Linked DNA regions of Homo sapiens: region 1 is linked to region 2. A link is an interaction called in ENCODE POLR2A ChIA-PET data of the cell type or tissue named here. Cell type or tissue: Panc1. All regions are shown on one strand. Each heading gives the region's core, and the rest is flanking DNA. Links, peaks and the distances in the headings are about the cores only.

What was found. ChIA-PET counts read pairs that join two places held together with the same protein. Peaks named below come from ENCODE experiments on the same cell type or tissue, not always from the same donor. Only the 100,000 strongest peaks of a DNase experiment are listed, where the experiment ranks them.
Region 1: POLR2A ChIA-PET joins it to region 2 with 8 read pairs; 2 of 35 experiments call an interaction of 5 or more read pairs at or near these places.

What each region holds. Positions count from the first base shown.
Region 1 is chr9:35,531,868-35,537,241 of GRCh38, reverse strand. The region is part of intron 1 of RUSC2 (RUN and SH3 domain containing 2); the gene reads right to left. Among named protein-coding and RNA genes, the nearest start is that of CIMIP2B, 29 kb to the left of the region's middle. In Panc1, for the core only: no CTCF peak of the experiment used is centred there; no DNase peak of the experiment used is centred there; H3K27ac peaks cover 1,547 bases.
Region 2 is chr9:35,662,616-35,667,989 of GRCh38, reverse strand. ARHGEF39 (Rho guanine nucleotide exchange factor 39) reads left to right here and starts at 2,795. Exons shown (of 9, transcript NM_032818.3): 1 at 2,795-2,958; 2 at 3,140-3,234; 3 at 3,498-3,618; 4 at 3,864-3,982; 5 at 4,598-4,668; 6 at 4,916-5,044; 7 at 5,249-5,374. The coding sequence starts at 2,821. RefSeq lists a silencer at 2,627-2,776 and an enhancer at 2,927-3,006. In Panc1, for the core only: no CTCF peak of the experiment used is centred there; no DNase peak of the experiment used is centred there; H3K4me3 peaks cover 2,555 bases; H3K27ac peaks cover 4,098 bases.

The DNA of each region.
Region 1 (5,374 bases), core at 303-5,302, 130 kb after region 2:
TTCTGCGAGGCTAAGTCATGCATTGTGCTGGACAGCCAGTGCTTCCAGTTGCCTATGGAAGGTGGCAGCTCTCAGACCTCTAGTGCTTGGCTTAATTCACTACATCACAGACAACCTTGCCACTTACTTCCTAACCACTACTGCCAAAGATCTAGGGTTTTGAGGAAAGATCAAATTATTTTCCAGCCAGAAACAAAACACAAATACTGTTACATTATAAACCTCGGCCACCTAACTAGTCTCCCCACTTGCAATTTACTTTTTAGTACTACCAGATTCATCTCCCTAAAGCACCACCTTTCTTCAACATGCCACTCCTCCTGCCCCTTTTAATGGTTTCTCATTACCCAGAGAATCAAGTTGAGCCTCCTCATTTTGGCTTTAGAGGTCATCCATCTCGGCTGTCTATTCTTTTTTTTTTTTTTTTTTTTTTGAGTTTCACTCTTGTCATCCAGGCTGGAGTGCAGTGGCGCGATCTTGGCTCACTGCAACCTCTGTCTCCCAGGATCAAGTGATTCTCCTGTCTCAGCCTCCCGAGTAGCTGGGATTACAGGCACCTGCCACCATGCCCCGGCTAAGTTTTTTACTTTTAGAAGAGACGGGGTTTTGCCATGTTGGCCAGGCTTGTTTTGAACTCCTGACCTCAGGTGATCCACCCGCCTCAGCCTCCCAAAGTGCTGGGATTACAGGTGTGAGCCACCGTGCCCAGCCTTGGCTGTCTACTCTACTCCACTCAACCTTGCCTTCCCATCATGCAGTCCTTGAAACATGTTTCAGAAACTCATTTCCACTCTGTTGTATTTGTTCATTCAGACTCTCCTTCCTGTTACACTTGGCCCTGTTCAAAATTATCCAAACCTACCAGACCCAGAGCAACTCCTCCATCAAGTCTTCTCTGATTACCCCAGAGCCAGAAATAATCTGTTCTCCGAACCAGTGGTTGCAGGTTGTTGATTTTACAGACAAGAAAACAACTTCCACAAAAAACGGGGATCAATATTGGATTGCCAACTTCTTATATTGTCAAGTAGGATCATTACAAAAAACTTTACTTTGATGATCATCATTTTATAAGAAAAAGCATACTGTACTTTCTCATTGCATTGCATATTGATGGCAAACTTCATCAGCAATAGCATCGGTCCCTGAGAAGTTTTGATTAAGTAAATCATGTCACTTAACATGGTTATTGTTCTTTTTTGCATATCTGCCTTAACATCTCTTCTAGACTGCAAAGTCGGAGTTATAGTCATCTGTACATCTCCATTATCCAGTATATAAGAATATCATTTTAATTTTGTATTTCCCATAAAACCTAGCATACTGCTTGGCATATAGAAGGTGTCTTATGCTTGGCATATGGAAGTCTTGTTGAACAAGAATAATCTAAAAAGAGATGCTTGGCCGGGCACGGTGGCTCATGCCTGTAATCCCAGCACTTTGAGAGGCCGAGGCGGGCAGATCACGAGGTCAGGAGATTGAGACCATCCTGGCTAACACAGTGAAACTCCGTCTCTACTAAAAATACAAAAAAAATTAGCCGGGCGTGGTGGTGGACGCCTGGAGTCCCAGCTACTCAGCAAGCTGAGGCAGGAGAATGGCGTGAACCCAGGAGGCAGAGCTTGCAGTGAGCCAAGATGGCGCCACTGCACTCCAGCCTGGGCTACAGAGCAAGAGACTCCGTCTCAAAAAAAAAAAAAAAAAAAAGAGAAGCTCCTTGTGTGTAAATCAGAATAAGTGGTGGGTAGACTTGACTCAATAGGCTTGAAAGAGAAGACTGTTTTCCATGTGAAAAAAAAAAAAATCTATCAAAAAGAAGCTTAGGCGGCCGGGAGCGGTGGCTAATGCCTGTAATCCTAGCACTTTGGGGGGCCGAAGCGGGCAGATCACCTGAGGTCAGGAGTTCAAGACCAGCCTGGCCAACATGGTGAAACCTTGTCTCTACTAAAAATACAAAAATTAGCGGGGTGTGGTGGTGGGCACCTGTAACCCCAGCTATTCGGGAGGCTGAGGCAGGAGAATCACTTGAACTCAGGAGGTGGAGGTTTCAGTGAGCCGAGATTGCACCATTGCACTCCAGACTGAGCAACAGGAGTGACACTCCATATCTAAAAAAAAGAAGCTTAGGCAACAAAGAAGTAATTCTTCATAACCTAGGGTTAGGCAACACATTCTTAGACATGATATCAAAAATACAAGTGACAAAAGAAAAAAACAGAAAAACTTTGACTTCCTGCTGGCAAAATGAAAAAATAAAAAAAAAAACATAAACTGACTTCATAAAAATTTAAAACTTTTGTTCTTCAAAGGACACAATCAAGATAGTCAAAAGAAAACCCACAGAATGTGAGAAAATTTGCAGATCATATATCTGATAAGGGATTTCTATCCAGAATATATTTAAAAACACTTACAACTCAGTAATAAAAAGACAATCCAATTTTTAAATGGGCAAAGGGGGCCAGGCATGGTGGCTCACACCTGTAATCCCAGAGCTTTGGGAGGCCAAGGCAGGCAGATCACTTCAGGTCAGGAGTTCGAGACCAGCCTGGCCAACATGGCAAAACCTGTCTCTACCAAAAAAATACAAAAATTAGCTGGGTGTGATGGTGCACACCTGTAATCCCAGCTACTCGGGAGGCTAAGGCACAAGAGGTGCTTGAACCTGGGAGGCAGAGGTTGCAGTGAGCTGAGATCGCACCCCTGCACTCCAGCCTGGGTGACAGAGTGAGAACCTGTCTCAAAAAAATAAATAAGTAAATAAATAAAAACGAGCAAAGGATTGTGTGTGTGTGTGTGTGTGTGTGTGTGTGTGTGTGTGTATTATTTGTAGAGATGGGGGTCTCACTCTGTTGCCCAGGCTGGTCCAAAACTCCTGAGCTCAAGTGATCCTCCTGCTTCGGCTTCCCAAAGTGCTGGGATTACAGGCATGAGCCACCATGCCTGGCTGGGCAAAGGATTTGAATAAACATTTCCCCAAAGAAGACACACAAATGGTCAACAAGTACTTATATAAACAAATGCTTAACATCATTAATCATTAGGCAGTACAAATCAAAACTAAAGTGAGATACTACTTGACCCCACTAGAATGGCTAAAATAAAAAAAGGCAGGCAATCACACATGTTGACAATGATGTGTAGAAATTGGAACCCTCACACATTGCTGAGGGCACTGTAAAATGGTGCAACCACTTTGGAAAAGAGTTCTGGCAGTTTCTCAAAAAGTTAAAGAGTTACTATTTGACCCCAGCAATTCTGCTTCTAGGTATATACCTACGAGAAACAAAAAACATCCACACAGAAGCTTGTATATGAGTATTCCTAGTAGCATTATTCATGATAGTCAAAAACTAGGAGCAACCAAAATGTTCATCAACAGAAGAAGGGATAAATAAAAGGTGGTACACACAATGAATTATTATTGAGCAATAAAAGGGAATGAAGTCCTGATAAATGCTCCAACATGGATGAACCTTGAAAACATGCTAGGTGAAAGAAGAAACACAGAAGGTCACATATTGTTTCATTCCATTTACATGATATGTCCAGACAAGGCAAATCTATAGAGACAAAAAGTAGATCAGTGGCTGCCAGAGGCTGGAGAGGCAGAGAGATGGGGAGTGCCTGCTAATGGGTGTGGGGTTTCTTTTGGGAATGATGAAATGTTCCAAAATTAGACTACAGTCATAGTTGCACAACTGTGAATATACTAAAACAATTGAATTGTATACTTTAAATGGCAAAATGTATGGTATGTCAATTATATTTCAATAAAGCTGTTAAAAACAGTGGCAGTTGCTGTAGGAGCTTGAGTGGTGTTGCTCAGCTCCACAGAGACTGAAGTCTTTGAGAACCCCATAACTGGGGGTATGGGTGAGAGGTGGAATATCAGGGTACCAGAAAGCAGAGGCTATCACTGCATGTCAATCCAAGGACGTCAGATAGTCCTCTCTTTCTTTTTTCAACACCAAATTCTTCTTTTTTTTTTTTTTGAGACAGAGTCTCGCTCTGTCACCCAGGCTGGAGTGCAGTGGCACGATCTCGGCTCACTGCAACCTCCGCCTCCTGGGTTCAAGCGATTCTCGTGCCTCAGCCTCTCGAGTAGCTGGGATTACAGGCATGCGCCACTATGCTTGGCTAATTTTTGTATTTTTTAGTAGAGATGGGGTTTCGCCATGTTGCCCAGGCTGGTCTCGAACTCCTGAGCTTAAGTGATCTGCTCGCCTAGGCCTCCCAAAGTGCTAGGATTACAGGCGTGAGCCACCACACCCAGCCTCGACACCAAAATTCCTTAACAAATGGACTCTTAAAATTCTCTCTCCACTCTCTCCTTCATTGTTTCTTAACCACCAGAAATCTTTTTTCTAATAACATTTGAAGTGTGTGAAGCAGTTATCATTTTTAACTTATAATATTGGAATCATCCAACACTATCAGCAGTCATCCTTTCCTATTCAACTCCTCTTTTCCCTTTGGCTTTTTTTTTTGAGACATTTAAGACAGTTTCGCTCTGTCACCCAGGCTGGAATGCAGTGGCTGATCTTGGCTCACTGTAACCTCCACCTCCCAGGTTAAAGTGATTCTCGTTCCTCAGCCTCCCAAGTAGCTGGGATTACAGGTGCATGCCACCACACCCAGCTATATTTTTGTGGTTTTGGTAGAGATGGGGTTTCACCATGTTGGCCAGGCTGGTCTTGAACTCCTGAGCTCAAGTGATCTGCCCACCTCGGCCTTGCAAAGTGCTGAGATTATAGGCATGTGCCATCAAACCCAACCCCTTTTGTCTTCTATAAACCAATCCTCCTAGTTCTACTTCTTAGATAATTCTTTCTTCGTTGTTTAATAAAACAATACCTGGCCCATATTTAAATGCAAATTTACAGCAAGGTTCAGATCTGAAGACTTTTCAATCTGAACAGTCTTTAGTACTTCCCATTACCTTTGCCGTTGATTTCCAAATCTTACATTCTTCCTGAACTTCCAGAATCAAATCTCCAATAGCCTATCAGATACTTATTATTACCTCAAATTCAACATATCGAAAACCAAATCGATTTTTAAAATTTCAAATTAGGTCTCTTTGGACTGCCTGTAACACAAACTTGAAAATAAGAGTCATCTGGACTCTCTTTACATTCAGACAACTACCAAGTCATGCTGAGTCTTCCTTCCAATGTTTCGGGCATTGACTTAATTTCTTTTTGTTTTGTTTTTAGACAGAGTCTTGCTCTGTTGCCCAGGCTGGAGTGCAGTGGCATGATCTCTGCTCACTGCAAGCTCTGCCTCCCGGGTTCACACCATTCTCCTGCCTCAGTCTCCCGAGTAGCTGGGACTACAGGCGCCCGCCACCACGCCTGGCTAATTTTTTTGT
Region 2 (5,374 bases), core at 217-5,216:
AGGTAAAACCATGGAAGGCACAGTGGAGTGGTGGAAAGAGGTCCTTGGTAACATGATTGAGCTGCTGGATTAGGCCAACACTAGGGCCCACCTGCTTCTGGACTTTTCAGTTGCATGAGCCAATAAATTATCTTAATGTTTAGCCACTTTGAATTTATTATTACTTATATCACAATTTTACTGATATAAATTCCTTCTAAGTTTGGCCTCTGTCTACCTCTCCAGTCTCCTTTGTCATCACTCTCTCCCTTGCAGTCTATGCTCTCATCTTACAGAACTTCTAGCAGTTCCTTAAATTCATCGTATGCTTGCATATGTGTGTGTCCAAGCCTTTGTCCATGCTGTTTGACTCTTTTTTCCACTTCCCTTGCTGCCAGCGCCCAGCTCTGCCTAGCCAGGTTTTATTCATCCTTCAGGTCATCAGTTCACATATCACTTCTTTGAGAAGAAGCCTTCCCTGACTCCTACACTAGGATCAGTCCCTTCACTGCATGCTTGTGTAGAAGACTACATGTCTCTTGTAATGTTTCCTCATTTTATGGTGACTCCTTACTGTATCTGCCATGCTGGAGTGTAAGCTCCCTGTGGGCAGGGGTCATATGTCTCTTGCCCACCATTTCATCTTCATGCCTAGCACAGGACCTGGCACATGATTGGCATTTAATTTTTTTTTTTTTTTGAGACAGAGTTCCGCTCTTATTGCCCAGGCTGGAGTGCGATGGCATGATCTCGGCTCACTGCAACCTCTGCCTCCTGGGTTCAAGCGATTCTCCTGCCTCAGCCTCCCAAGTAGCTGGGATTACAGGCACGTGCCACCATGCCCGGCTAATTTTGTATTTTTAGTAGAGACGGGGTTTCACCACATTGGTCAGGCTGGTCTCTGACAACACATAAAGAAGCACACAGCCATTGTAACTGTAACTCCCGACCTCAGGTGATCCGCCTGCCTCAGCCTCCCAAAGTGCTGGGATTACAGGCGTGAGCCACCATGCCCAGCCTAATTTTGTTGAATGACTGATGATTGTTGTTCAAAGCATCCCTAGTGCTTCTCCAGCATCCATCGGATTGAAAGCAAAATTTGAGGATAATTAAAGAATAAAGGGGTTATTGACTATCCTCTGAACCTCCTCCTGTTGGCCCCTCCTATCTTTGGCTGTGGGAGCGGAGTTTAGCAGCTGTTCCAGGTAGAGTATGGTGTGCCTGACTTGCTCTGTGGGAGACTCGGTCCCCAGGGAATTAGTTGTCACCAACTGTTTTCAGTGTGTCTTCTCGGCTTTGCCCTCTTCCTCTTCTAGAGTTGAATGATTCCCCAACCGATGCTCACAGGAGGCTCTATTCCCCACCCCTCTTCCACCCACCCAAAGCACTAACACACACTGGCAGCATTCACAAACACACCCATCACCAACTGCACCCCAGGTGTTGTGGTCTACTCTCATCACCTGGGCTCACAGTGACACCAATTACCATGGGATTATCTGTCCTCTTCCATGTTTGAGCTCTTAGTGTGTGGACTGTCCCACATTCACTTGAGACAGTGTAACCAGTCCTTTACCTATCTGGTATCACCACCAGTTTCCTTGGGACATAAGCCCAAGGTACAGTCTGATCCAAACTCTCCCCTTCCTTCATCCAAGCCCTTCAAGTTATTCCTCCCTGGTCTAAGCCCAGCATTATTCCTTTCTTAGAATTCTTAGAATGTCAGAGCTGGTGGGGAGGTGGTAGAGACCTCAGAACCCTGACAATCCTCTGGTTCTTGGCTTGCGGCCCAGATTCCTAGGAGTCCAAAACAGTAGGGAGGGAGCCTAAAGTTTCTGACATTTTGTTTTTTTTAATAACTTTTTTTTTCTAACTACAAAGTAATGCATGCTTAATGTAGAAAACTTGGGAAAGGCAGAAGTATAAGAGAATTTTTAAAATCACCCTGTTTGTCCCATTCATCCCTTTAGCTTCAGTGATCCAGTGCCTGGCACAGATACAGATTAGGTACTTAATACACATTTGTTAAACACATTATCTTCAATTCCATTACCCGGAGATAAAAACCACAGTTAACTTTTTATTTTTATTTTTTATTTATTTATTTTTTTTTTGGAGAGATGGAGTCTCGAACTCCTGGGCTCAGGTGATCCTCCTGCCTCTGCCTCCCAAAGTGCTGGAATTACAGGTGTGAGCTCCCGTGCCTGGCAACAGAGTTAACTTTTGATTGTTTTGCCTTCCAACATTTTATATATGTTTTATACAAAGGGGATTATATTATACACCTTTGTAGCCTGCTTTTTTTCCTCTCAGCAATATACTTACTATGTGCGTTTTCCCATATCGATAGCTTCTTTACAACACCATTTTTAATACTTTCATATCATTCCTTCAAATGGCTATACCTTTTCCTAGCCAATTCTGGGAACAACTGACCCCCTGGCATTTGGCATGGGCCCAGGACAGAATGTGTACTGTAATGACCGCCCCCCGTCCCAATTCTCCAGATAGGACATTAAGTTCCTGCCAGCATCTGCAGCCCGTCTCCTGACTCAAAGTTCAGGCTGCTGCTCCAACATAGTGCCACTCAGAGGAGGGCTCCACACCTGCCCCCAACCTTGCCCTGCCCTGCCCTGCCTTGGCCGGCGCCGCGCACCTAAAGCGCCGCTCTGGCGGTGGGGCTGGACAGAAGAGACCCTGCGCGGTCCGGCCGCTCGCCGCGCATGCTCCTTCCTGCGCGCTGCCCTCCCCGGCCCCGCCTCCGCGGCTCCCGCCCGCGAGCGGTTGGGATTTGAATCTGCCGCGGACTGCAGCCGGAAGTGTCGATCCCTCAGCCAGGGCATGGAGCTCTCCTGCCCCGGTTCGCGGTGCCCGGTGCAAGAGCAGCGTGCCCGCTGGGAGCGGAAACGCGCCTGCACCGCCCGGGAGCTGCTAGAGACCGAGCGGCGCTACCAAGAACAGCTGGGGCTGGTGGCCACGGTGGGGGACCTGGCACACGCTCCCATTATAGGACAGGGACCCCAGGGTGTGGGAGGGTCTCTGCGAGGTCGGTAACCCGGAGCATGTAGGGAGCCTGGGCAGACTTCTGCGGTTTCTGGGGGCGCTTGGCGTTAGCCTTCTCTTCCTCTAGGCTAAGAACCAATGTTCTCTCCTTCCGCAGTACTTTTTGGGGATCCTGAAAGCCAAGGGGACCCTGCGACCACCTGAGCGCCAGGCCCTGTTTGGCTCCTGGGAGCTCATCTACGGCGCCAGCCAGTGAGTGGAAGGGGCACAGGGAGAGGAAAGGAGGGAGAGTCCTGGCCTGTGGCCGTGCACAGAGCTTGGAGTCAGACTTAGGTTCTATTTGGAGTCCGCCAGTTAGCTCACCTGTGGCCTTGGCCCAGGGCCTTAGCATGCCCTTGTTCTCCATCTGTACAATGGGGTAATAGCACTACTATTAGTGCTATTCTCATGAAAACTAAATGAGGTGGTGCTTGAGTGGTTCTAGAGCTGCCCTTTTGCTGTCCTTGCCCACACAGGGAGCTGCTTCCCTACCTGGAAGGAGGATGCTGGGGCCAAGGGCTGGAGGGCTTCTGCCGCCACTTGGAGCTCTATAACCAATTTGCTGCCAACTCAGAGAGGTCCCAGACCACCCTGCAGGTAACCTGGAGATGACCTCAAATCTTGCCCCTTACCTTTCCCCTTCATCTGGAGACCCAAACTTCATACATTTCCTGCATTTATAGAGCCCTCTGGGTGCTCAGCTCTGTGGTAAGTTCCTTGTAGAGAAACGAGAGTTTCTCTCAGGAGCACAGCTTACTGAAGGCTGGGAATGTGGATACAGATGAATGCAATATAAGGAGTGGCTTCTCTCCCTGCTTCCAATCCTTTCTCCCTCACTCCAGGAGCAGCTAAAGAAAAATAAAGGTTTCCGGAGGTTTGTACGGCTTCAGGAAGGCCGCCCTGAGTTTGGGGGCCTTCAGCTCCAGGACCTGCTCCCTCTGCCTCTGCAACGGCTCCAGCAGTGAGTGAACTCTTGATTCCAGCCGCCTCTCTCTTTTAGTTTGTATGACTGCTGCCCTCAGCTTTGTGGGATGCCTTGGGGTCGATCCCAAACTCTTGCCTCGACCCTGAGCCAAATTGCTTCTAAAAACCTTTTGCAAGAGTAAATGTGAACCCATTGGAGTACCCAGGGTCTGCAGCCTGAGGCCCTCAGCTGGAACTGTGGAACTTTAAATTGAAGTGAGGGGGCCTGTACTAGGGCCTGAGGCACGGTTTCTGGAAAAGTTTCAGATGCGGGGCTGGCCTGGGTTAGAATTTCTGTCTCTGGGTTAAGCCTGAGTTAAGGGCTATAGTCAGGCTGTCTGTAGCATCCTCCTTGGGTTGATAAACTTTCATCTTCCAATCTGGCCTCCTGAAGTATGGCTAGTCTGCCAGTGACTCTTCAGTGTGGGATGGAAGAGGGCTGTGTGGTGTGAGCCTGGTTCTGAGTCCTACATGAAAGAAGGGGATACAGTAGCCAGAAGCAGATCTTTCCTGGCCTTCAATTGAAGTATGGGTAGAGGGTGATCTGCACATCAGGCAGGGGGAATTCTGCCTGGCTCTGCTTCCCCTCAGACTTCCCACTGTTGAATTCCAGGTATGAGAATCTCGTCGTAGCTTTGGCTGAAAACACAGGTCCCAACAGCCCTGACCATCAACAGCTCACACGTAGGTTCTTGCTCCTCGGCAACGCAGGCTGGAGGCTTCCTCTCCTGTATTCCTTTCTGATTCTGACCTCCAACAATGTCTGGTATGACCCTATCTTCCACTGACATGTATACAGTGTCCCTACTGCTCTGCCTTTTCTTCAAGAAGTCAGACCCTGACCCTGGTCCCTTCCAGAATAACCTCTTTCACAACCATGGCACCCAAAGTCAAAGTTGTATGGGGAGTAAGGTGGGAGATGTTATTCCAGGGGCTGCCCGACTGATAAGTGAGACTGCCCAGAGAGTCCATACTATTGGTCAGAAACAGAAGAATGACCAGCACCTTCGGCGTGTCCAGGCTCTGCTCAGTGGACGCCAGGCAAAGGGGCTGACCTCAGGTAGCTTGCCTACTTCCCCTTCAATCCTCAACTGCCCCATCTTTTATTTTTATCTAACTCCAAATGCCGACCAGCTGCTCTTTTCTTACTCACCCTTCTTCCTGTACTGACCCAGCACATAACCCCTATTTTCTCAGCCTCCCTTTCCTCTTATTCCCATGTATCTTGAAGCTGCACCAGAATAACAGCGCTCCCATCCCCCAGGGCGCTGGTTCCTACGCCAGGGCTGGCTGTTAGTGGTGCCTCCCCATGGGGAGCCTCGGCCCCGCATGTTCTTCCTCTTCACTGATGTGCTCCTCATGGCCAAGCCTCGGCCTCCACTGCACCTGC